Linked DNA regions of Mus musculus: regions 1 and 3 are each linked to region 2. A link is a loop called in an ENCODE intact Hi-C map of the cell type or tissue named here. Cell type or tissue: heart. All regions are shown on one strand. Region 1 overlaps Tom1l2 (target of myb1-like 2 (chicken)). Region 2 holds the start of Mir6921 (microRNA 6921). Region 3 overlaps Tom1l2 (target of myb1-like 2 (chicken)).

Evidence for each region. Hi-C counts contacts between places; a loop is a spot of excess contacts. Peaks named below come from ENCODE experiments on the same cell type or tissue, not always from the same donor. Only the 100,000 strongest peaks of a DNase experiment are listed, where the experiment ranks them.
Region 1: a loop joins it to region 2, with 2.2 times the contacts of the local background. A loop is called at or near these places in 2 of 42 quality-filtered maps.
Region 3: it touches region 2 in a loop (1.9-fold over the local background); 2 of 42 quality-filtered maps call a loop at or near these places.

What each region holds. Positions count from the first base shown.
Region 1 is chr11:60,334,812-60,342,811 of GRCm38, forward strand. All of the region lies in intron 1 of Tom1l2 (target of myb1-like 2 (chicken)), which reads right to left. Among named protein-coding and RNA genes, the nearest start is that of Tom1l2, 14 kb to the right of the region's middle. In heart, a CTCF peak has its summit at 3,680 (motif pointing left); no DNase peak of the experiment used is centred here.
Region 2 is chr11:60,195,830-60,203,829 of GRCm38, forward strand. Rai1 (retinoic acid induced 1) reads left to right here. Exons shown (of 6, transcript NM_009021.2): 5 at 1,960-2,009; 6 at 2,202-3,366. The coding sequence ends at 2,216. It overlaps Srebf1 (sterol regulatory element binding transcription factor 1), which reads right to left. Exons shown (of 19, transcript NM_011480.4): 9 at 7,970-8,000; 10 at 7,517-7,778; 11 at 7,270-7,436; 12 at 6,933-7,101; 13 at 6,330-6,432; 14 at 5,967-6,076; 15 at 5,751-5,883; 16 at 5,417-5,582; 17 at 4,806-5,006; 18 at 4,597-4,708; 19 at 3,255-4,322. The coding sequence ends at 4,093. It overlaps Mir6921 (microRNA 6921), which reads right to left and starts at 4,788; the gene lies at 4,709-4,788. Mir6922 (microRNA 6922) reads right to left here and starts at 6,498; the gene lies at 6,433-6,498. In heart, no CTCF peak of the experiment used is centred here; DNase peaks (open chromatin) are centred at 732, 2,483 and 4,002; H3K27ac peaks cover 2,214 bases.
Region 3 is chr11:60,246,506-60,254,505 of GRCm38, forward strand. Tom1l2 (target of myb1-like 2 (chicken)) reads right to left here. Exons shown (of 15, transcript NM_153080.3): 8 at 2,426-2,559. Among named protein-coding and RNA genes, the nearest start is that of Gm38501, 8.3 kb to the right of the region's middle. In heart, CTCF peaks have their summits at 4,921 (motif pointing right) and 7,610; DNase peaks (open chromatin) are centred at 1,787 and 4,953; H3K27ac peaks cover 1,018 bases.

The DNA of each region.
Region 1 (8,000 bases), 140 kb after region 2:
CTTAAGACTACCCCTATGGAGGGGTAAAAGTTTCGAGACAAACTGAAAGTCACCTTTTTTTTGCTGTTTGTTTGTTTGGTTTGGTTTAGTTTGGTTTGGTTTGGTTTTTTTTTAGTTTTTCGAGACAGGGTTTCTCTGTGTAGCCCTGGCTGTCCTGGAACTCACTTTGTAGACCAGGCTGGCCTCGAACTCAGAAATCCGCCTGCCTCTGCCTCCCAAGTGCTGAGATTAAAGGCGTGCGCCACCACCGCCTGGCACTGAAAGTCATCTTTTGTCTTATAAAATTTATCCTTACATTGCAGGACTGGGAATGAACCTGAAGAACCTGTAATTCAAATACATAAACAAGTAGGACACGACCTACTCAACATCACACAGAAAAGCAGTTTCAGAGTGCTGACCAATCTCGGATGTCCTAGGTCCTCATTTGAGACGTATTTCTCTGTTTCAAATGAGTACCAGGGGCTGGAGGAATGGCCTAGTGGTTAAGAGCACTGACTGCTCTCCCAGAGGTCTGAGTTCAATTCCCAGCAACCACATGGTAGCTCACAACCTTCTGTAATGGAATCTGATGCTCTCTTCTGGTGTGTCTGAAGATAGTGACAACGTACACACATACATGAAATACATAAATAAATCTCAAAAAGAGAGAGAGAGAAAGAGAGAGAACTGGAGAGATGGCTCAGTGCTTAAGGGCACCAAGTGCTCTTCCGAAGGTCCTGAGTTCAAATCCCAGCAACCACATGGTGGCTCACAACTATCTGTAATGGGATCTGATGCCATCTTCTGGTGTGTCTGAAGACAACTACAGTGTACTTACATATAATAAATAAATAAATCTTTAAAAAAGAAAAAGAAGGAAGGAAGGAAGAAATGAATGCCAGAAAAAGCCAAGAAAACAGAAGCTAAAGGTAGTTTTAGGGACCAGTTTCATTTAAGCATCAAACCCGGAGTTAAGCCAAACTGTTCTTCCTACCAAGCAATCTGAATCAGGAGATTAACTTTCAAACAATAAAAGTATTTACCTCCGTGAGTGAGTCAAGAGCCCTTCTACTAAATGGCATCTGGACACTGCCTCATTGAGCCTCTCTACCATAACAAGTAGCCAAAAGAAATGACTGACAAGAAACTGTGGGTAAATAGAAAGCCCCGTGGGTGGGTGTCATGAAACTGACTCAGTGTGGGACTTGGGAAAGCTCCCACCAAGGCAGGAGAAGCACATGTTGCCTTTGTTCAGATTCCTGGCACAAACTGGAGTGGCTTCTTTTGCTTTGCATTTTCTTTGTGGGAGGGAGTTTTGTTTTGTTTTCTGAGACAGGGTCTTTCTGTGTAGCCCCAGTTGTCTGGAACTCACTAGGTAGACCAGGCTAGCCCCTGAACTCAGAAATCTGACTGCCTCGACTTCCAAGTGCTGGAATTAAAAGCATGTGCCACCATGTCCAGCCTGGATGAGATTACAGGCAGTGGGGGACCCTGAGATAGCTTCAGCAGGAGAGCTAATTGCCACAAAAACCAAGGCAGGTTCAAAAGGTTGGAACTTTCAGTCCATAACAACCCCACCCCATGGAAGGGTGTGGCTCTGAAGCTGAGCAAGCCAGGGACAATGATGTGTAACCAACCATGGCTACCCTGCTGATGCCTCCATAGACCCTGACGGATGGGCTGTAAGAGCCCAGACTGGAGCATGTAGACATACAGGGAGATGTGGACACAGAGGCCTCGGGCTCATCCTCCTTTTCCTGTCCACGCACTGTTTCACTTGGCTGTTCGTGGGCTGAATCCTTTGCATCAGGGTGAGCAGAGAGCAAGCTGAGGTCTATAAGCTGCTGTGGCTATCAAGCAGGAAGAAGGTGTCATAAGAGTTCCCACCTCAGAACTGGCTACTCAGAAGCACAGGGGCAGTGACCAAGGCTCATTGATGCACGAAGAAGGATAGTTGTATAGGAGTCAACCCCTACCCAACGGGGTCTGCACCCACTCCAAGCGGTGGTAGAACTGAGCAGAGTCATAGGACTCCCGGTTGGTATCAGGGGTAGTTTTCACATTTTGGTGTCAGAAGTGTTTGTGAGGGTAAAAACAGCATAGACCTACCCTCTCTGGGTCTGTTTCCCCTATATAAATGAGAGAGACCACAGGAAGCCGGGGCTCCTTTATCTGGAACCCTATGATTGTTTGAGTTGCTGGTCTAGGAATTTCCAAAGTTGGGGCTGGAGGGGTGGTTCAGTGGTTATGATCACTTGCTCTCAAAGGACACACACGGTAGCTCAACCACCTGTAACTCCAGGTCCAGGGGATTGATGCCCTTCTCTGACCTCAGCAGGCTCCTGGTATGCCTGTGGTGCATACACACACATGCAAGCAAAACACTCATACACATGAAGTAGGAAGTGGAGAAGAGGAAGAAGAGGAGGAAGAGGGAGAAGAGGAGGAGGAGGAGAGGTGGAAGAGGAATCATTTCGGAAGTTAACCTAAGAATCTGATTCTCTCTCTGGAAGGCACTAGCAAATTCAGCTTTCAAATTCCCCAGCAATACAATGTCCCAGGCCACATTTCCTTTCTTTGACTAGCCATCTGCCAGAACTCTATGATTTATCTCAGGAGTAGCAGCAAAAGAAAAGGGAGGGGGGGCTGGTGCTTAATAGTATTCCTACTCGGGTCCCTGTTCTCGTCACCAGCTTTCAAAGATTCACAGCCCAATTTTCTGAGATGAAATCTGTCTCTGAAGTTGATTGTGGTGACTCACATTTATAGGCAAAGAGATTATTGCATTAGTTGAAGGCCAGCCTGGGCTACAGTGTGTTCCAGACTAGTTTGGGATATAATGAGTTGTTCTCAATTGCACTGATTTAAAATATAAAACCCCACAGATAATTGTTGGCATGCCTCCCAGACTACCAAGACAGCACTAATGGTTAAAGCAGCAACTGGCAGCCGGGCGTGGTGGCTCATGCCTTTTAATCCCAGCACTTGGGAGGCAGAGGCAGGAGAATCTCTGAGGTAGAGGCCAGTCTGGTCTACAAAGTGAGTTCCAGGACAGCCTGGGCTACACAGAGAACCCCTGAGAAACCAGAAAACAACAATAACCAGCAGCTGGCATCTCCTCTCCATCCACCCACAACCATAGTTCTTCAACAAAATCAGAGAGTGGAGTCCGTGGCTTGTCCTGCTGGAAAGTCTCAGGGCTGCTGAAGGAAGCACACTCTCGAGTCAATCCTCAGAACACACGTGGGCGGAGGACTCTTGCTCTCACAATCCTACCAGGAAGAACTGGGTGAACCAGTACTGATGTGAGGACTAATCTGGGTTAAGACAACTATTCCTAGATTCCAGCCACTGAAGTAATTCAGACATCCATTCGCTCAGTCATACAAATAATCACTAAGCCATTCTGTTTAGGAGCCAAGTGTAGTGAAAAGTTCGGTTTCTTTAAAAACCCACTTATGCTATGTGAATATGTTTTTGTTTTAATCTCAGGTGTGGAATATGGGGCTGCTTCAGATTGTCCACAGTGGATAACTATGATTATCCTGTGCTGTGTGTGTATGTGTGCGTGTGCGTGTGCGTGTGTGTGTGTGTGTGTGATTTTTGCCAGGTGCAGAAAGTTTACCTCTAGGACTCTTGAAGAGAGTATAAATAGGAGAGCCCAGAGGGCCAGGGGCAGCAGCTGCTCCCCCTGCTGCCAGTTCCTGCTATTGCACTTGTCATTGCTGGATTGCTGGGTTCTGGATTGCTGGGTTGCTGGGTTGCTGGTTGGAGATACAACAAAGATGTTGGATTTGCCCCAGAGAACTCAACACCCCAGGTCAGCAGGAAGTAGTCTAAAGAGGTCTATGCCCCTTTTCCCCGCTAACCTTTTTTCTCTCCAGCCTAGTACTAGGAGATTAGAAGGGATTAGGGTGGAACACAGATAGAAAGGTGGCAGATACAAGAGCCCAATAAAGTAGCACAAAAAAAGTGCCTACAGTCAAGCGGGAGAAGTCCCCACTCTGGCACTTATAAACCATGAGCCTTGAGGATGGTCCTTCAGTTCTATGCATCTCAGCCCAATTTTCTGAGATGAAATCCGTCTCTGAAGCTAGATGTGGTGGCTCACATTTATAATCTCAGCATCAGGAGTTTTAGGCAAAGAGGTTATTGCATTGGTTGAAGGCCAGCCTGGGCTACAGTGAGTTCCAGACTAGTTTCAGATAGAGTGAGTTTTTTTTTTAAAGATTTATTTATTATTATAAATAAGTATACACTGTTGCTGCCTTCTGACACACCAGAAGAGGGCATCAGGTCTTATTTCAGGTGGTTGTGAGCCACCATGTGGTTGCTGGGATTTGAACTCAGGACCTTCAGAGGAGCAGTCAGCACTCTTAATTGCTGAGCCATCTTGCCAGCCCGAGTGAGTTGTTCTTTTTTTTTTTTTTTTTTTTTTTTTTTTTTCTTTTTTTTGGTTTTTTGAGACAGGATTTCTCTTTATAGCCCTGGCTGTTCTGGAACTCACTTTGTAGACCAGGCTGGCCTTGAACTCAGAAATCCGCCTGCCTCTGCCTCCCGAATGCTGGGATTAAAAGCATGCGCCACCACGCCCGGCGAGTGAGTTGTTCTTGATTGCACTTAATTTAAAAAATAAAACCCCAAAGAGAATTTTTGACATGCCTCCCAGACTACCAAGACAGCACTAATGGTTAAAGCAGCCGCTGGCAGCCGGGTGTGGTGGCTCATGCCTACTTTAGAGGTAGAGCCAGTAAAATATGAGTCATGCCAGGGACAGTGATGTGCACTGTAGTCTCTGCTGCGTAGGTGGCTGGGCTGACAGGATCACTTGATCCCCGGGGTTGAAGGTCACTCTGAGTAACATATCAAGTCCATGTCTCTATAAGACAAACAAAGCCGGGCGTGGTAGTGCACGCCTTTCATTCCAGCTCTTGGGAGGCAAAGGCAGGTGGATTTCTGAGTTCGAGGCCAGCCTGGTCTAGAGAGTGAGTTCCAGGACAGCCTGGGCTATACAGAGAAACCCTGTCTCCAAAAAAAAAAAAAAAAACAAACCAAACCAAACAAAAAGACAAACAAACAATATCATGTATATGAATGACATTACCTACCTGGAATTTTGTGAGAATTAAAGAAAATTAAGTTTGTAAGATATTTAGCCAAGAAGAGCTAGGGACATAGCTCAGTGGTTCAGTGCCTAGCATGTGCAAGGCCCTGGATTTGAACTCCAGCATCATAAAACCAAACAAACAAACTAACAAAAAAAACCAAGGTACTTCTCTGGGGACCACAGGGTACGAGGGGTGGAAAAGTTAAACCCAGAAGTAGAGCAGGGGATGCGGAACCGGAAGGCATAGCAGAGTCAGCCGACTAGATACGAGTCAAAGGCCACAGGAAAACCCACTAATTAAAAAATAAATTGTGAAGCCTGGTGTGGCAGTGCATTTATAAGCCCAGCACTGGGAGACAGAGACAGGCAAGTTTTGGAGGATCACCCAGCAAGTGTAGCCAAAATGGAGAATACCAAGTTCAGTGAAATTCTGTCTCCAAAAAAAGAAAGTAGATGGGCTAGCAAGATGGCTCAGCAGGGGAGGGCATTCGCTGCTACCAAGCCGGATGACCTGAGTTGAATCCCCAGGACCCACCTGCAGAATAACAGGACCAACTCCCACAGTCTATCTTTTTGTTTGTTTGTTTTCTGTTTTTGTTTTTGTTTTTGTTTTTTTGGTTTTTCGAGACAGGGTTTCTCTGTATAGCTCTGGCTGTCCTGGAACTCACTTTGTAGACCAGGCTGGCCTTAAACTCAGAAATCCACCTGCCTCTGCCTCCCAAGTGCTGGGATTAAAGGCGTGCACCACCACCGCCAGGCTTCACAATTTATCTTTTAACTTTCCCATGTGCACAATGGTGCATGCACTCATACACTTCCACACACAATAAATAAATAAATGTAATAATAAAATAAGGTAGAAAGTGGTAGAGAAAAACACCAGATGTTGACTCCTGGCCACCACATGTACAAGTGTGGGCAAACATCCCCCCTACACACACACACACACACACACACACACACACACACACACACAGTCCTCAGTGGGATATCTGTATCTCCCTTTCCAAGTCTCAGAGAACACCAAGGAAAAAGTACTGTCTACTATTGTCTTCTAGGTGTGACATGCTATTGCACTTTTAAAATATTTTATATTTCATGAGTGTGTGTGTGTGTGTGTGTGTGTGTGTGTGTGCTGTTCCTGAACATGCATACAATTGCCATGGCATGTATGTGGAGATTAAAGGACAGTTGTGGTGGTTAGTTCTGTATTTCCATCCAGTGAGTCCTGGGGATTGAACTTAGGTTCTCAGATTTGATGGCAATTGCCTTCACCTTCTCTTAAACTCACAGAGGTTGTGATCACAGGCAAATGATTGGGCCCAGCACCATTGTGCCATGAAGATGGAGGGCCTCAGGAGGCCTTGCCCATCCCTGAGAGCTCACTAACAGTTAACAGCTGTTATGGGGAGAAGTTCACCAGGGTCCATTCCTCTTTGAGTATTTATAGGCAGGAAATGGTTGCTGGAGGAGGGAGAGACTGTTTTAGTGGTGCCCACACAAGTAAGTTACTTGCGCTTTTGTAAGTAATTCTAATTAAACTCACTGGCTCACAGAAACAAAAAACCCAGAAAAGTAAGAGGAGGGCCTAACTGGAGAGAGCAAGGCAAGGAGCAGGAAGAAAATGAGAGGAAAATGGAGGCTGATACACTCAAATACAGCACATGCTATAAGGGGAGCCTGATGATATGTATGGCCAATACATGCTAAGAGAAAACTTTTTTTGACAGGCTGGGCATGGTAGCTCACACCTGTAATCCCAGCACTTGGAAAACAGATGTGGGTAGGTCTCTCTGAGTTTCAGGCCAGCCTGTTCTACACAATTCTAGACTAGCCAGGGCTATACAATGAGACCTTGTCCAGCCCCACAAAGGGAAAAAAGGTATTTCACCACCCAGCATATGGAGAGGAGCCAGGCTAGCTAGTCCTCATAACCCCAAGTGTTTTATCCTTAGGCTCCACTAAGGAAGAAATAAAAGCATGGCACCAAAGGCAAAAGCAGCAAAAGACAGGCTGGACTAAAAACTGCTCACTGAAGGACAGGAGCAACAAATTAAAAAGTGTCCTACAGAGAGTGGTGGACATCTGCTGTGGGCTGATACCAAGACTACACAGGAAATTCCTAAAACTGAACAAAATTAACATCTCAAAACCTAGGTAAAGAACTTGAGCAGATCTTTCTCCAAGAAGATAGTCAATAACAACATGGAAAGATGTTCAACATCATGAATCATTAGGGAAATACAAATCAAAACCACAATTAAGGGCTTGCACTTAGGAGATCTTACCTTCAACAATGCACAGCACCGTAAGAAACAAACAAACAAACAAACAAAAACAAAAAAATAAAAGGAAGGAAGGAAGGAAGGAAGATTAGGAGAGAGCATACCTCGCCCAGTGCATGGACATTACAAAGGAAAGCAGCAGATCTGAGAACAATTGTTAATAAAGATGGGGGATGAAGTTTGCATGCTACTGAGGGGAGGTAAAGTGCTGTACCTGGGAGACCAGCAAGGTGGATCCTCAAAAATCTACAAGTGGGGCTGAGGTAGAGCTCAGTAGTAAAGCACTCACCTGGCACATGTGAAGTCCCTAGGCCAATGCCCCCAGGGCCACCAAAACTTAAAAATGAATTACCATATTACCTACCAATTTCACTTCTGGGTATATATCTAAACACATGTAAAACAAAGACAAACAGATATTTGCACACGTATGTTCATAGTAGCATTACTAACAGCAGCAAGAAGCAGAAGGAACTTAAATGTCCATCAGTGGGTGCACACAATGGAATGTGACAAAGCCTTTAAAAGGAAAGACAAACTGACATGCTCTAATACATGAACTTTTAAGAAATTGTGCTATGTGAAACAGACATGAAAGGACAGATCCTGGATGGTTCTTCATACGA
Region 2 (8,000 bases):
AGATAGTGTGCTTATAAAGAAAGCCATTCTCTCTGAGCTGGAGGAACGTGGGGAAGATTCCAGATGGGCAACATTGGAGCCAGGCCCCAAACATCAGATGCCTTAAGCCATGCCTGGTTAGTTCAGGACTGCAGAGCAGGCCTTGAACACTCAACAGAAATCTCAGACTCAATAGATCTGAGGCTGAGAGGGGCCTGGGGCGGTGAGACACCAGCCTGACAGGCTGATGAGCCAGCAGTCCCAGCAGGGGAGGGTGGTTGTCTGGTAAAGGTGGAGCCATACATGCTAGAGACTGCAGGACAGAATTCACAGGCCTTACAATGGGAGAGCAGGCATGGGGCGCCTGGTTTCCTCACTTTACAATGTTGATCTGGGCAGGGCTAGCATGGGAAGATTGGGCATTTATAGCTGGGTTAAGCTCCTGACCCTTCCATACCCAGTTTGGTGGCTTCTTAGTACCTTCTGGGCCAGTGCTGTCTGCTTCAGGTGGTTGGCCTAGCACATCCCCTGATAGTAGCGGGGCCCTAACAAGGAACAAGGCTTGTAGCTTGTTTTTTGTTGGCCAAAGGTGGGTCACATAAAGCTCCGGTTTGGAGGGTGGGTGGGGACTACAGAGCCAGGTAGCCGAGGGTAGGGCACGGTAGGAGGCAGTCTCTGCCATTGGGCTCCTGACCTCAGCATTGGGGCTTGATGGGGGACTCTGAATAGCTATCAGGGAGGTGGAGCCCTGGGAAACAGCAGTCATGGCAAATGACAAGGTCAGAGTGCCTGGCCACGTGGCTAGGAGTACAGGAATAATATACCACATGGGCCAGCCACTCCTAGGTGTCCTCAGACTCCTAGGTTGCTAGAAAGGACTGGAAACCCCCTTTTGCCTCTCACAAGAGCATAGCAGCTATAGCACAGGATCCAGTTTAAACATCTGTATTCAGTCCCAAAGCTACCCCCACCCCAGTTCCTGCTCTCAGCTGAGCTGACTGGGAAGTAGCAAGGCCCCACTGTTAGCAAGCACCCGTAGGTTATAGCTAAACCTTGGTCCAGTGTAGGTGCAGTCCCAAACGTGTGTGCCTGCGTGCACCCACCCCCAGCAGTTGGCCCTAGAAGACAACCTCTCCTGCAGCTTTCTCAAGTGACATCCACCTCCCTCCCCTCTGGGTGGAGAAGAGGGAAGGAAACAGGAAGTTCTGCACCATCCCTAGTGTGAGATGGGAGGCGATGTCTGGGAAGGTGAGCCCCGATCAGTAGCCGAGAAGGGAGCAATGATGGACCCAGGAGGCCTGTAGGTAGAGCGGACACCAGAGGACAATGGCTAGGTTTTCTTATGGCAGCTGGCAAGGACTCATGATAGCAGCACACTGCCCTGGGTAGGAATAACAACTGGCTTGCTTAGCCATCCTTTGTGGACATCTGGGGGATTCATCTAGACCTGGACCTTGTAACCTCCTACTGCTGTCTCTTAAGAATAAGCCCTTCCGTGTGGAACATTTCCTCTGAACGTGAAGAAGGATCATGAGAGCACACAGTAGGTGACATTGTGATTGATCTACAATATAGAGGCTGAGATTCTGTAGCTGACATTTCAGTCAAGACCTGAGACTCCACTCTGCAGTTGTCAGTCACCCAAGCAATCATGGGGTGCTTTCTGAGCATGGACCTCTCCTGGCCACTGTGCAGGAGGTTGGGTCAGGAGTGGGCATGTCTGAGAATGAGTGTTCCTTCTCCTTTGGGGAGACCTGGGTAGGAGGGAGATGGCCAGGTAGTGGTGGCCAGGGTGGGGGTGGGGCAGGGGGGGTGTCTAGGAGTGGAGGCCAGGAAGGGACATAGCAGGGTAGAGGCAGAGGGGCTGCACCTCTGGGGGGATTTGGACTAATGAGGGTTCTGAGCAAGACCAGGGCATCAGAACTAACACTGGCAGCCAGCCGGCTCTGCATCACCACAGAAACTTTTCTTTGCTCACAGGTTGCACGTTCATTGAGGAGAATTTTACTTTGAAGTGCCCCAAACATAAGGTAGGTGAGCAGGCTCCCCAGAGAAAGCATTCCCTACCTAACCCAGTTTCTCCCTGCCCTGCCAGAGAGTAGGGAGGGGTGCAGGCTGGGTCCTAAAGTTACTTTGCCAGTCTAGGGTGATTGCACAGTTCTTGTGGAAGGACAGGGGTGGCAGCGGCTGGTGATAACAGTAACGGGCTGTCCCTCCCACAGAGGCTGCCGTTGTAATCCCCGTGTGGCCGAAACTCCGAGGAAGAAGAGCTGCGCCCACAGCCGGTCCTTGATCCCATCCAGGGTCTAGGTTCCGGCTGCCTTGGGCGCTGGCGTGAGGCCTAGGTTGCGAAGAAAACCGGGGCCAGGCTTGGCGAAGGCAGGCCAGGGAGTGGCCAGACCCAGGGCACAATGTCTCAGGCGGGGGGCAAGTCCCCTGCAAGTTCTGAAAAAGACGTGGCATGCAAGCTGTGCCCCTGGGAAGAGGCTAGGCTGCTGGCTCAGTGGACGACGTGGGGCAGACCCAAGCCTTTCTTAGAGGCCCAGCGGCGGGGGACATGGCTCAGCACTTGGCATGGATCTGCCCAAGATCGTGGCAGCCTGGGCTCAGGCCAGTCTATCCTTGATGCGGGCTGGCCTGGGGTGGCGCCCTATGGCTTCTGTTTGTCCCCTTTCCAGTCTTCCACCCCACTGTTGGAGCCCCGTCTGGAAGCCTGAGGAGACTGGGCCTGGCTACCCTCTAGCAGATGTGCAGCTGTCCCAGACAAAACACCAACATGGGATTCAGGGACTGCCACTCAGCTCACTCGGCTCATAGGCGGAGACAGTGCTAGATTCGTGTACAAACCTGTGTACCCCTCTATATATATGTTACATAGAATGTATATATGTTGGGAACATGCTCGCTTCTGTGTGTCGCTGCTGTGCGTCGTGTGCTCCACAGCACAGAGCCCTAACCTGGCCTTGGCTGGGGTCGGGGCCAAAGTGATGCCCCTTCCCCGAGCAACTACCACCATCACCACCACCACGGCCAGCCCCCACCTGTCCGTTTGTGTCCTCAGCTCTGTCCACGCTTTAATAGGCCTGATGCAGCCCCTTCTCCCTGCAACGTTCTGTACATATGACTGTAAAATGGTAAACGTGTGTATTATATCTGGCCTCGTTATATAGTGTATATATATGTATACATATACATATATATAATATATATGAAGACTGTAAATGTTAAGACAACTAGTGTTCTTATTAGTATATTGCTTCACACTGAAGATTGTGTGTATCGAGCTGTTTCTAAAAGATGTTTATTTTCCTTAAGAGTTAAAAAAAAAAAAAACAGTCATTGCATTCAGAAAAAAAAAAGTCAATAAAGATACCACGATTGTTTTGGAAGTGTGCGGCCTGTGGATGCCGACCAGATTCCCTAAGGGGTTGGGAGTAGAGGGAAGGGGCCGGGGGACACAAACAGGGTTCCCAGTCTACTCACTAATGGGCCCTGATCCTTCGCCTATGCTGGTGCACAGAGATGACTAGGGAACTGTGTGTGTTTCTGGATATACGGGGTTATTACCTGGTGGAGGGCTGGAAGGCAAAGGAACAACTGAGACCATCAAGGCCCCTCAAGGGTTATGAGCCATGAGATCAGAGGGCCAAGGTGGCTCAACATAGCATCACCAAGCCAGCAAATACACCTTACAACAGATGGGAAGTCCGGCTTCCCAAAGGACAAGCCAGGAAAGATAGCAATCAGCTGAGGCAGACATCTGCCTACCCAGATAAACAAAACTGAAGTTATAAATAATTTCATTTTTTAATATTCTGTACAAAATTTCTCAACCTATGAAAATAAAGTTTGCAAAAGTCAAAGTAGTACATGGGCCTGCCCTGGAGCCAGGCCCAGCCGGATCTACACTATGTACAGGTCTCCCAGGGTGAGCCTCAGCTAGGGAAAAGCCACTAAGGTGCCTACAGAGCAAGAGGGTGCCATCGGGCCAGTGCAGCCTCTGCAATTTCCAGATCTGCCACTAGAGGTCGGCATGGTCCTGATTGCTTGTCAGGCTCACCCTCTGGAAGACCACAGCCAATGACAAAGGTCCTCAAGGGAAAGCTTTGGGGTCTAGCTGGAAGTGACGGTGGTTCCGCCGCCCAGGCGCAGGAGCATCTGCTGGCAGTCCAGCAGTAGCCGGTGATCGCCAAGCTTCTCTACGGTGCGTGCCGCCTCGGCCAGCATGCTCATTCGCTGCCCAGGAGCCGACAGGAAGGCAGGGGGCAGATAGCAGGATGCCAACAGCAGGGCCTCGGTGTGCTCCCGCCATGTGGGCCGTGGCTCCAGCTCAGCTGTAGTGCCTGCACAGATCACATCAAAGGGAGGGAGGCTTAGGTCTGGCCGAGCCCACACCCCATGTGCAGGACAAAGTAGCTGAGCTCTTCCACGTGGAACTCCCAGTCTGGCTGCTTTCTCCACTTGGGCTGGGCACACAGGGGGGCTCAGCTTCTTTCCTATGACTGCCTCAAAAACTGTCATCCCCGCTGATTTCTGTAAGTCAGCTCTCAGTATGTCTCACTAGACCAAGACGGCCCCTGACCCTCACCAGCCCTGTAAGCACAGCCACCTCCTCACCTCCTTTGCCACTGGAACCTGCCCTCCTCCTCAGACTGCGATCCAGGAGCTGGTGTGTCCGGGCAGGACTTGCTCCTGCCATCAGCCGAGCTGTGGCCTCATGTAGGAATACCTGAGAGGCAAGGAGTAGTCACCCGTTTCAGATTTACTGTCCCCCCACTCCCGGCTTCCTACCTCATGCCCCTCAGTGTGAGAACAGTGGGACTCACCCTCCTCATAGCAGGCCGGAAGCTCTGTGCCAACCGCCGCAGGCTGCTCAGGTCATGTTGGAAACCACGCAGCTCCAGAGCAGAGGCCTGGGGTCCATTGCTGGTACCGTGAGCTACCTGGACTGAAGCTGGTGACTGCTGCCGCTGCCACAGACTGGTACGGGCCACAAGAAGTAGATCACACAGGAGCAGCTGCATGGCCTGGGATAGCAGGCAGGGCAGAGGGAGGAGTTTCCCTATGGACATCAAGCTTTCCCTAGCTGAGGGCCACCCTGTCTCAAGGCAGCGTCAGTAAGGGCAGGAAGTCCACAGCACTGGGGCCTGACTCCAGGTTGCATCACTGAAGCACTGCATCTGCCTCAACACATGCACCGCCTCCTGCTACAAGCCCGCAGTCTTCCCAACAATGGCTCCCAACAGGAACCCTGCCAGTCTGCTCCCCACACCCTCCTTCCTGGTGGTGGCGAAACAGTAAAGCCCCCTCTCCCCAAGACTTAAGCCGTCGTTAAAACTGAGGTAAATCCATTTAGCATTATTCTGTACTAACACCAAGAACCTGGAAATGGACAGCTGTGACCCTGGCCTAGACAGGAACCCACCCTACCCCTCACCTTGTCAATGGAACTGCCAGTTGGTGTAGAGGCTAAGCTGTCCCGCAGGTACCCACTGGCCTTCTCACAGATGGCCAGGCTGGCTGGGCTAGATTCCACCTTTCTGTGGTCCAGCAGAGCCCGGGCAGCCTTGAAGGAGTACAGAGCTGCCCTGGGCAGGGGTCTCCTGTTGGGGCCATGGCAGACATAGGAAGTTAGACCAAACTACAGCCCTCCCTGAGATCTCCCGCCACGGTTCTAGACTCCTGGGAGGACAGCACTGTCCTCCTGTACAGATATTTAAGCAAAGTACTGCGGGGCTGACTGGGCGGGAGGGACCTGGCTGGGGACTCACTCAGTGTCCTGCAGCACCTGGGGGATATGCTCTACCAGTGGGTACAAGCGCTCAGCTGCCTCTTCATCCCGCCTCAGCCAGTGGATCACCACAGCTGTCAGTGAGGCCCACCACTTGGCCACTGGGTCTGGGCCTACAGAAGAGGGAAAGGTGCTTGACTTTCAGCCACACTGTATCTGGGTCTGGCAGGAGTCAGGACGGGGGTCTGGAGCTCACCAGTGGTGGCAGCCATGCTGGAGCTGACAGAGAAACTGCAAGCAGGAGCCCCGGCAGCATCAGAACAGCTATTTAGCAACTGCAGATATCCAAGGGCATCTGAGAACTCCCTGAGGCAGGAGAGAGCTGTCAGGACACATAGCAGCAGTCTCGGGTTCTGGGTGAAAATGGCTCTCACCAACCGTCCAACCAAGCATAGTCTGACCCTAGGATTCTACAAAAATACCACCTGTCTGGCTGATAGGGGAAAGCAAGACCCAGAGAGGCTCTGAGAACAGAGTCTGGCTACTCAAGAGGTTGGACAAGGCTTTCCCAGATGCCCTTGTTGTAGGTCTTGCCTGGGAGTGACACAGACAAACTCACCTGTCTCCGTCAGCTGCCCCTGGGCTGGGCTGAGCAATACAGTTCAACGCTCGCTCTAGGAGATGTTCACGGAATAGCCGGGTCACCTGGGCCAGCGGATCCACTGTGAGAAGGGTGAGCAGAACAGAGGTTAGGCACCCTCCTCTCTACAGTCCCCTCCCACACCAATGCCTTAATAAGCTGGGGCCCCAACCCAGAGCTACTTCCTAGTTCCAAACCCTAACAGACAGACAGTGATGGGTCCCTGCCCTCATAAGCTTGATGGGGAAGAAGGGGTAGGCTGTGCACAAGCTACACACTGGAAAGGAGAGCCTATTTAGTCACATACCCATGGCCCTGACTCTGCTCAGGACTCTTCCTAAGACAACAATGGTGTCCCCTAGAGTCACCTCTCATGTCCCCCATTGTCTGCTGACCCATACTGCTTCCTGCTTCTAAAGAACCTTGGCAAAATCCAGCAAAAGCCACCTCATAGCCACCTCACAGCCCCAACCCCACAGGGCAATATAAGCTGGTAAGTGAGGGCATTCAGAGAAGAGGGGACAGTGCAATGTGACATAGGGACAGGGATGAGGCAGGGGTAAGAACAGAACGAGAAAGCACCTGGGTTCCCAGCCACGCTGTACAGGCTCTCCGGGGGGGCACCGTGCACGGCCCAGTCCCCGTCCACAAAGAAACGGTGACCTACAGGGTGGCAGAGCCACTGCATGGCAAGAGGCACCGAGCCGCTCTGTGCTAGGCAGGCCTGGCGGGCGCTGCTCAGGAAGAAACGCTGTAGGGAAGGAACAGAACTGTCACACTGGCTCCCAGTTGGATCCCAGGAGGGCCTACAGCCCACCTGCTAACCACTGCCACATCCTGTTTAGCCCCTTGCCCTGGAAGTGACAGGTTGAGAGTTGTAAAGAGGAGCCCCCAGCCCTGTCCCCATCAGCCTACTCACTGTCAAGAAGTGCAGGGCTCTTGGGAGGCTGGTTTTGACCCTCAGGGCCGCTGCCACATAGATCTCTGCCAGTGTTGCCATGGAGATAGCATCTCCTGCGCACTCAGCCAGGTTGAGGGCACTTAGTGCCAGGTTAGAAGCAGCAAGATGTCCTCCTGTGTACTTGCCTGCAAAGTGGGTGAGGCATGAGGACAGGAGGTGACGGTGTGGTGGGGACCCTCGGAGCCCAGCTCCCAGCCAGCCATACCCATGGCATGCAGCTGGTGCAGCTTATGGTAGACAACAGCCGCATCCCGGGCACTGGCACGGGCATCCTTCCTCAGCCCACGGTCCCTCAGCAGGCCCCCGGCCTGGCCTGCCAGCCAGCGGCCCACCCAGAGACGCTGGAGCAGGTGGCGGATGAGGTTCCAAAGCAGACTGCAGGCCAGATCCAGGTTTGAGGTGGGCAGGGGCCGGCCCAGCGCTTGCAGGGCCAGCCACAGCTGTTGAGCAGCCTGGGGGAAATCTCCCTAGAGAAAAGATTCTCAGTAAGAAAAATGGCAGCAGGGATGGCAGCAGGGTACCCCCTTGTCTGGGCCCCTAGAGTCAGGAGCTCTGAAGGCGGGGGATGAGACAGACTGGAGAAAATGAAGTGAGCAGAGGCACCCAGCACCTTCCAGGCCCGGGGCCCCACCCCGCCTCCTCAGGGTCAGCCCCTTACCCGGGCCAAATCCAGGTCAGCTTGTTTGCGA
Region 3 (8,000 bases), 51 kb after region 2:
GTAGGTGTGATCAGCATCTGGGACAAAGGACCAGAAGGAACAGTCTGACTAGGTGTACACAGAGGGGCTTGTTTGGTTTGAATTTTAGAGGGTTTATTGTAGATGCACAGGTGGGGCTCAAAAGAGCAGAGTTGTGTGGCAAAGAGGGGTGCTTTAGGTAAGAGTGGAAAACACCAGTGTACCAGAGAAAGCATGCTTAGGCTCTGGCCAGCATCTGAAAGAAAGAAAGAAAAAAAAAACGGAAAAGAAGACAGGCTTGACTCAAGGTGGGCAGACCTAAGTGAACCATGGCAGCTCCGAGACTGCACCCTTCATTTATTTGTTTGTTTATTTATTTGTTTGTTTGTTTTTATAGGTCAGGGATAGTGACACATGCCTTTAATCCTAGCACTTAGGAGGTACAGGCAGGAGATCTTTATGAGTTCAAGGCCCGCCTGTTCTACAAAGTTTGTGCCAGGACAGCCAGGACTACATAGAGAGATCCTGTTTTAAAAACAAACAAACAAATAAACAAACACAACAACAACATCAACAAAACCTCCCACAAGATTTGCAGGAGCCAGAGGAGTGAAGGACACCAGAACAAGTCCCACAGGTCCTCTATGTGAGTCTGTGCTAGGTCCTCTGCATGGGTCTGTGCTAGGTCCTCTGCGTGGGTCTGTGCTAGGTCCTCTGCGTGGGTCTGTGCTAGGTCCTCTGCGTGGGTCTGTGCTAGGTCCTCTGCGTGGGTCTGTGCTAGGTCCTCTGCATGGGTCTGTGCTAGGTCCTCTGCGTGGGTCTGTGCTAGGTCCTCTGCATGTGTCTGTGCTAGGTCCTCTGCGTGGGTCTGTGCTAGGTCCTCTGCATGGGCCTGTGCTAGGTCCTCTATGTGAATCTGTGCTAGGTTCTCTGCATGGGTCTGTGCTAGGTCCTCTGCGTGTGTCTGTGCTAGGTCCTCTGCATGTGTCTGTGCTAGGTCCTCTGCGTGGGTCTGTGCTAGGTCCTCTGTGTGGGTCTGTGCTAGGTCCTCTGTGTGGGTCTGTGCTAGGTCCTCTGTCTGTATGTTATGGTGTTAACTTGGTGTTTTAGCTGGACTCCTAACAGTAGGAGTAGGGGGTGGTGTCTCTGACTCTTTGGCCTGCTCTTGGGACACCTCTCCTCCTCCTCACCTTGGTATGAGGGTTTGTGTCGAGTCTTATCCCACCTTATATGCTGAACTCAGTTGATATCCCTGGGAGACCTGCTCTTTTCTGAAGGGACAGAGGAGGAAGGAATGGATCTGAGGGAGAGGGGGTGGGGACTGGGCGGAGTCAAAGGAGGTATTGAAAAAAATAAATAAAACAAAAACAAAACAAAAAGAGAACTAGAAAGACTACATGGGCATGGTGGTGGGTAACTGTAATCTGAGCATTTGGGGAGAGACTGGGGCAGGAAGGTCAAGAGTTCAAGGCCAGTCTGAGACACGTGTGTGTGTGTGTGTGTGTGTGTGTGTGTGTGTGTGTGTGTTGCAGAGGTGCTTCTGACATCTTTGTAATGCAGCCCAATGGGCTTATGGGCAGCAGTCACACATCACACATTATTTCCTGCTGTACATCTCCAGTGAAGGGTTACATGGAACTACTGGGTTAGAGAGCCTCCAAAGCAAACAGTGCCTGTGTTCTGTTCTTACTTATGTCATAGCACTGTCCTCTGACAAACTTATACAGAAACCTGCCAGTCAGCAGAGTGAGTGGCTACAGCCTCCAAGGGGCTCACACTGCTGTCAGGCTCCTTTAATGGAGAAGGCTGGCCTAGAGTCAAAGCAAGCCACAACCCTGGGCCAATTGGGAAGTGCCTAAATCGGTACAGATGGGAGCAGTTTTCCACACTACCCACGTAAAGCTAGGTCCAGAAGAAACCAAAAAAAAAAAACCAACTTTGTCCTGTGGGAGGCTTCGGGAAGAAAAAAGAGGGTTCAAGTTTATCACTTTAAGTGGTTTGGCTGCAGGAAGAAGTGAAGAAAAGTGTGTTTCCCCAGAGAAACAGTGCTCACATCCAGCCTACTTCACTCAATACCCCAGAAGTACTGACATTTACAAAGGGAATGATCTTTTTTCAAGACTAGAAATAGAGGAAATCCTGTTCTTTAGTAAAGGTTCCCCTCCCCCAGTCCTTTTCAAATTCAAAGGATCATCAAAGGAGCAGGTGCAAACCCTGTCTCAGCCCTCCCTGGGACTCACAGGGAGCAGAGGTGGAGGCTGCAGTCAGCTGCCTGCTCTTCTGTTCTCTGGAGAACAAGAAGCACTTTTTCTGTCATCCAAGAGCAAATGAGCATCTCTGATGACTACTCCCCACCTCTAACACCTCCCAGGCTCCCAGGCTCCTCTCCCTGCTTTGTTTATGAATGAACTTCCTCTGATACACCAATCATCTTCTCAAGGAGAAGACCCCGAGGACTTTGCCCCACCTCTCATAGCGGAGGAAGACATTGTTGAGGTCATCGTTGACGTGCAGCAGCTCCTCGGTGACCTCCTCATTGGACACTCGGGAGATGAGCTCCACTATGCGGTGCTGCATGGCTCGGCAGGTCCTGTTCAATTCCTAGGGAACATATGCACTTCTGGCAGGGCCTGCTGGGAATGCTTTTCTCACATTCCACTGCCTTTGAAAGGATTTGCACTGTTTCTTGAAAGTCACAGAAGGAGTACATGCTTGTTCATAAAATCAGGCGTGTGCAGAATGTGAAGTTAACAGCTTCCTCCTCTCCTGCCTCAGAGGAAGCAAGTAGTTCTGTAGGCTTGCGAGCATGTGCAACCACACACACACACACACACACACACACACACACAATGACGGACACACACATGCACGCATTCACACAGATACCCAGACACACACACAGAGATGCACACTCACACGTGCACACACACACATACACACACACACCTCTGAGCATACACAAGTATGTTAGTACAAGTCATTTTTAAAAAGAATATTTAATGCAAATAAATTTGGAAATCAATATGGGATACCTATAAAGATACAATTTAGTAAGGCTATTTAAGCAGATATATTCCTATAATTCCACTAAAAACAAAACAATTAATTAAACCATCACATACAGAAAAAAGCTTTGGATGGCTGAAATAATACCATAACAACCATTTTGCTTTGTCTTTGTCAGTTAAGCTTTCGCCTGTGTTTGATTTGAGTTATAAAGTTAAACCATCACTCTCTAGTGTTAAGGTTGCACCACACAGCTGGGCAGTGGTGGCACACACTTTTAATCCCAGCACTTGGGAGGCAGAGGCAGGTGGATTTCTGAGTTCGAGGCCAGTCTGGTCTACAGAGTGAGTTCCAGAACAGCCAGGGCTACACAGAGAAACCCTGTCTAAAAAACAAAAAACAAAAAAACAAAAAAAACCCACCAAAAACCAAAAAAACAAAGAAACAAAAAAAACCCTGCAACCAATCCCCCTGAACGACTACCAACAACCAACCAACATCTCAGGGCTCTATCATTATAGAGCCTCTGAAAAGTTCCCAGAATTCCAAACATCACACAGTCACAGAATCATCTGCAGCTGTCAAAACCACCCCTCTGCTGGAGCACAAGACAAATCATAGTCAGCTGCTGTGGTCAGTGTGGAGCAGCCTCATATCCCACACCTGGGATTAAAACAAAAATACTCTCTTATAATGTTTCTGTGTTTTTTTTTTAAGTTTTATTTATTCATTATATGTAAATACACTATTGCTTTCTTTAGACACTCCAGAAGAGGGCATCAGATATCACCACGGATGGTTGTGAGCCACCATGTGGTTGCTGGGAACTGAACTCAGGGCCTTTGGAAGAGCAGTCAGTGCTCTTAACCTCTGAGCCATCTCTCCATCACCTCTGTGTTTTTAAAGAAAACAAAATTCCAGAACTGTCACTGCACAGGGGTTGGATGACTTCAACAGCTAACTACAAATCCTTTTAAAAGCGTTCTCTTTATGTGTGTGTGCCTGAGAGGATGCTTGTGCACCACCTGCACGCAGGTGCTGGTGGAAGCTGGAAGACTGTGTCAGGTCCCCGGGAATTAGAGTCACAGGCAGCTGTGGACTGCACAATGTGGGTGCTGGCAATCAAACCCGAGTCCTCTGCAAGAGTAGTCAGTGCTCCCAACTGCTGAGCTATCTCTTAGGCCCAGTACAAATTATTTTTAAGATAGAAAAGCATGATGCTTTGTGCTTGCTTCTCTTCAACAAAATCTCCTAGGCTCCTTTGCCTACGACTTTGTACAGCCTGCCTCACTTCTTCACATGCATCTCACACTGTACAGAGCTTGCTACCTGCTACTGATGGGTACGTGGCTTGTGGTAATCTTTTTCTTTGGCCAACCCAAACAATGTAATTCATACTTATGCCAATTCTTACATAGTTGGGCAAGTACTTGCATAGCATGAGCTCCTTAGAAATAGAATCTCTCTAGTGAAAGTATTACATTTAGAACACAGATTGGTGGTCAGAATAAAAGGCCCTCCACGAATGGGGCAGTTTGCTTGCATTGCCAGCAATGGCAGGACTGGATCTTATGACAGCGTCATGTAATTTACAGTGGCACATCTGTTAAGTTGCTAGGATCTCAGAAGCACCACAGTTCTCACAGAGTTCTCTGTTGGCCAAAGCTGCACCTGCAACCCTCAGCCACCACAGGAGCTCTCTCAACTCTTCAGAGCAGCATCCCCTTAAGACAGACCCTGTACCTCACACGCTGGTTTATAGGAGCCCTCTTGCCCCAGAGCAAGCTCCTAGCTAGGATCTTGTTTGCAGAGAGCCTTAAGCACTCGCTAGGGACCTGCCCTGTTGTATGTCAAACTAAGGATACTACAGAGGAAACATGGCAGGCTGGTCAGGCTGGCCCCTCAGCCTTCCTGTAGGCCATCAGGGTCGAGGCAGAAGTGAAATACTGTTCCTGGACACTGGGGGGAGCTAATAATCCAGTTAGATATGGGAACAGACACTAAAGCTGGCCAAACTTCTCATAGCTCCACCTCAGCACCGCCTCAGTCTGCAGATAGGTCTTATAGACTACCAGATCTAGTCACAGCAAGCACAGGCAATCTTTGCCTCTTTTTGTCTCATCATCCTACTGTCCTGGCTAGGAGACCTCTCTTCCCATCTTCTCACCACCAAGGACAACATGTAGCAGCATTTTCCAATGCTCCCTAGAGAATGAGTACACAAGGCAGGTGGCCCTCTACCCACTCAGTGCTTCAGCTCTCAATGCTATGACATGTGTGTCCTAGGCCTGACTGCTCTCTCTTCCCATAGTGCTCAGCCTCAGAGTTCCATAACGCCTACTAAGGATCAAGGTCTGGCCTAAATGGATCACCCTGGAAGCACTCAAACACAGGCCAGGAGAGACTTGCACTTAGGTAGCTGAGAGTCTGGTATTTACCTGAACAAAAGATCCTTTGAGCCTCCTTCCGCCCTGGATCTGACCCTTGCAGGGCCTGTCATCCTGTCTGCCCTGCCAGAACAGCACCACACAAGGAACGCCAGTGTCTGGGCCTGCTTCTCTGAACAGAACAGACCCCTCCTCTTGGCTCTCCAAAAATTCCTACCCTAGATTTGGAGAAGGAAGTATGGTCCCTGGAAGAGGCTCTCCAACAAAGGCAAAGTCCACCACAAAGGCCCAGGGCAGGAAAGCAGGACCCTTTCTAATACTTATGGCTAGGCAGCAATCCTTGGGGGCTTGGTTGGAGAAAGAGAAGGAAAAAGTCAGTCAGTTCTCATTCCAACTACAGGCCAATGGCAAGGTGGAAGACCTGCAAGTCAGAGGGCACATGGCATGTTGCTGCAAACAGTTCTAGAGCATCACCTTCTAGAGCCCACCGGTCATCTCCAAACATGTCTTAGACATGGATGAGAGGTGGCCTCACGAACTTACCACACTGCTCAGGGATGGCAAGGGGCTGGCCCTCTGCCAACAATGTCCTTTCCTTTCATTAAACTCCTAACGTATCCTTCCAGACCCCAGGATGTGTCCCTACCCCAGTATGTTATCATATAAATTTTCAAAAATATAGCAAAGTGCTAGGCATGGCACATACCTTTCCAGCACTCGGGAGGGAGGCAGGCAGATCTCTCCGAGTTTGAGGCCAGGCAGCAAGCTCTATATAGCAAGTTCCAGGACAGCTAGAGATATATAGAGACCTTATCTCAAAACAAACAAACAAACAAACAAACAAACACACCATGCAGGTGCTGGAGAGGTGAATCAGCAGTTAAGAGCACTAGCTGTTCTTGTAGAGCCCAGCTTTAATTCTCAAGATCCTTAGTTATTCATATGGTACACATAAATACACACAAAGCACTCATACACCTAAAATAGATATATTTTAAAAATACATATATACAAATGTATGTGGATATATATATAACAAAAGTACAACCACTTAAATTTTACAGTGTCAGCTTTGCCATGTAACTCCCACATATTCACCTCCCTGCCCACTCAGAATGTTTTCTAGAGATCCTGGCAGACCCTCCCTTCACAGAGCTCACACAGCATTCCAGACCTGGACTGCATCTGCTGCCTCTCACTGTCAGTACAGCTCTTATAGCAGAGCCTTCAAGTAACGACTAGCTTGCTCTGCTCCAAAGAGTAGCTGTTAGATTCAGATCCTAGATTCACAGAAGAGCCATGCGGCACACTGCAGAGTGTCTTAGACACTGCAGTGTTAGGCATTGTGGTATATGCTTATGATCTCAGGAGGCTGAGGCAGGTGGGTTGCAAGTGAGAGGCCATACAAGACAGCATAATGCAATGCTGTCTCTCGGCAAAATCAAAACCAAGCAACTAACCAAAACTCATGGCTGCAGCTCTTAAAGCATCAGGGTCCCACCTACAAAGGAAGAGAGCAAGGCTGTGATGGCTTCCACCACAGAGCCCCACCCAGAAAGGATGCTGAGGACTAAGCAGCAGCAGCAGCAGCGCACGCAGGAATGGCTAGAGATATTCTCCATACTCATAGGTCTGATCCCAGACCTCTGCAGAGTTGGAGGAAGACTTCCATTACTTTCAAGCCCATTAGGAAAATGCTAGAGGCCTGCTGAAGGAAAGAACAGACAAGTGCGCTCAGACACTAACACAAGAAGCACCTGCTTTGACCGCATTTGCTGCCTCTCTCACCACTCCTCCTGCCAGGGTTATAGGAAGGGAAACCTCTCTCCAGAGTCTCACAGGCCACACTGTGGAAGACTCCTCCAGGGCTGTCACAAGCACTCTGCCCAGGGACAGGCTCACACATTCCAGCCTTCTGACTCATGGTCTCTGCACATTTCCTGACTTCAACTTTTAAACCAGTGTCTCAAAAAAGGGTAAAAAAGAGATGAAATCCCATATATGTAAAATGAAATCATTACAAAGGATATATTAGCAATCTAAAATTCATGTGTCATGATTCAGTGGTGCATTCTAATTCTAAAGAACAACATGCATTTACTTATGGCTCCCAATTGCCTGTAACTCCAGGTCCAGGGGACATGACACCCTCTCCTGACCTCTGCTGGTACCAGGCACACAAGAGAAACAGACATACAGACAAAACATTTATATGCATAACGTAAAATAATACATCTTTAGAGATGGCTCAGTGGTTAAAATGTGCACTGCTGTTGCAGGGAACCCGAGTTCAGTTCTTAGCACACAAAGGGTGGCTCAAAACCACATAACTCCCAACTCCAGGAGATATGGTGTCCCCTTCTGGTCTTCGTCTGTACTTACATGCACATACCCTCACACAGGCACATCATTAAAAGTTTAAAAAAATCATGTTTAAAAAGAAAAGGAAAAAGAGATGGAGCATAACCTTGGGATTTGTGCCACTCTGTGCCAGCCGACCACCCTCATGGCCTCCCTGGTGTCATCTACCGCCATCACAGAAGGCTGTTGGAGATACCTCAGTCCCCCTCTATTCTTAACCATGAGGAGCAGTGACTGATTCTCTCCTGGGCCAGAGGCCAGCAACTTGTGCAGGTCTTTCTTTCCACC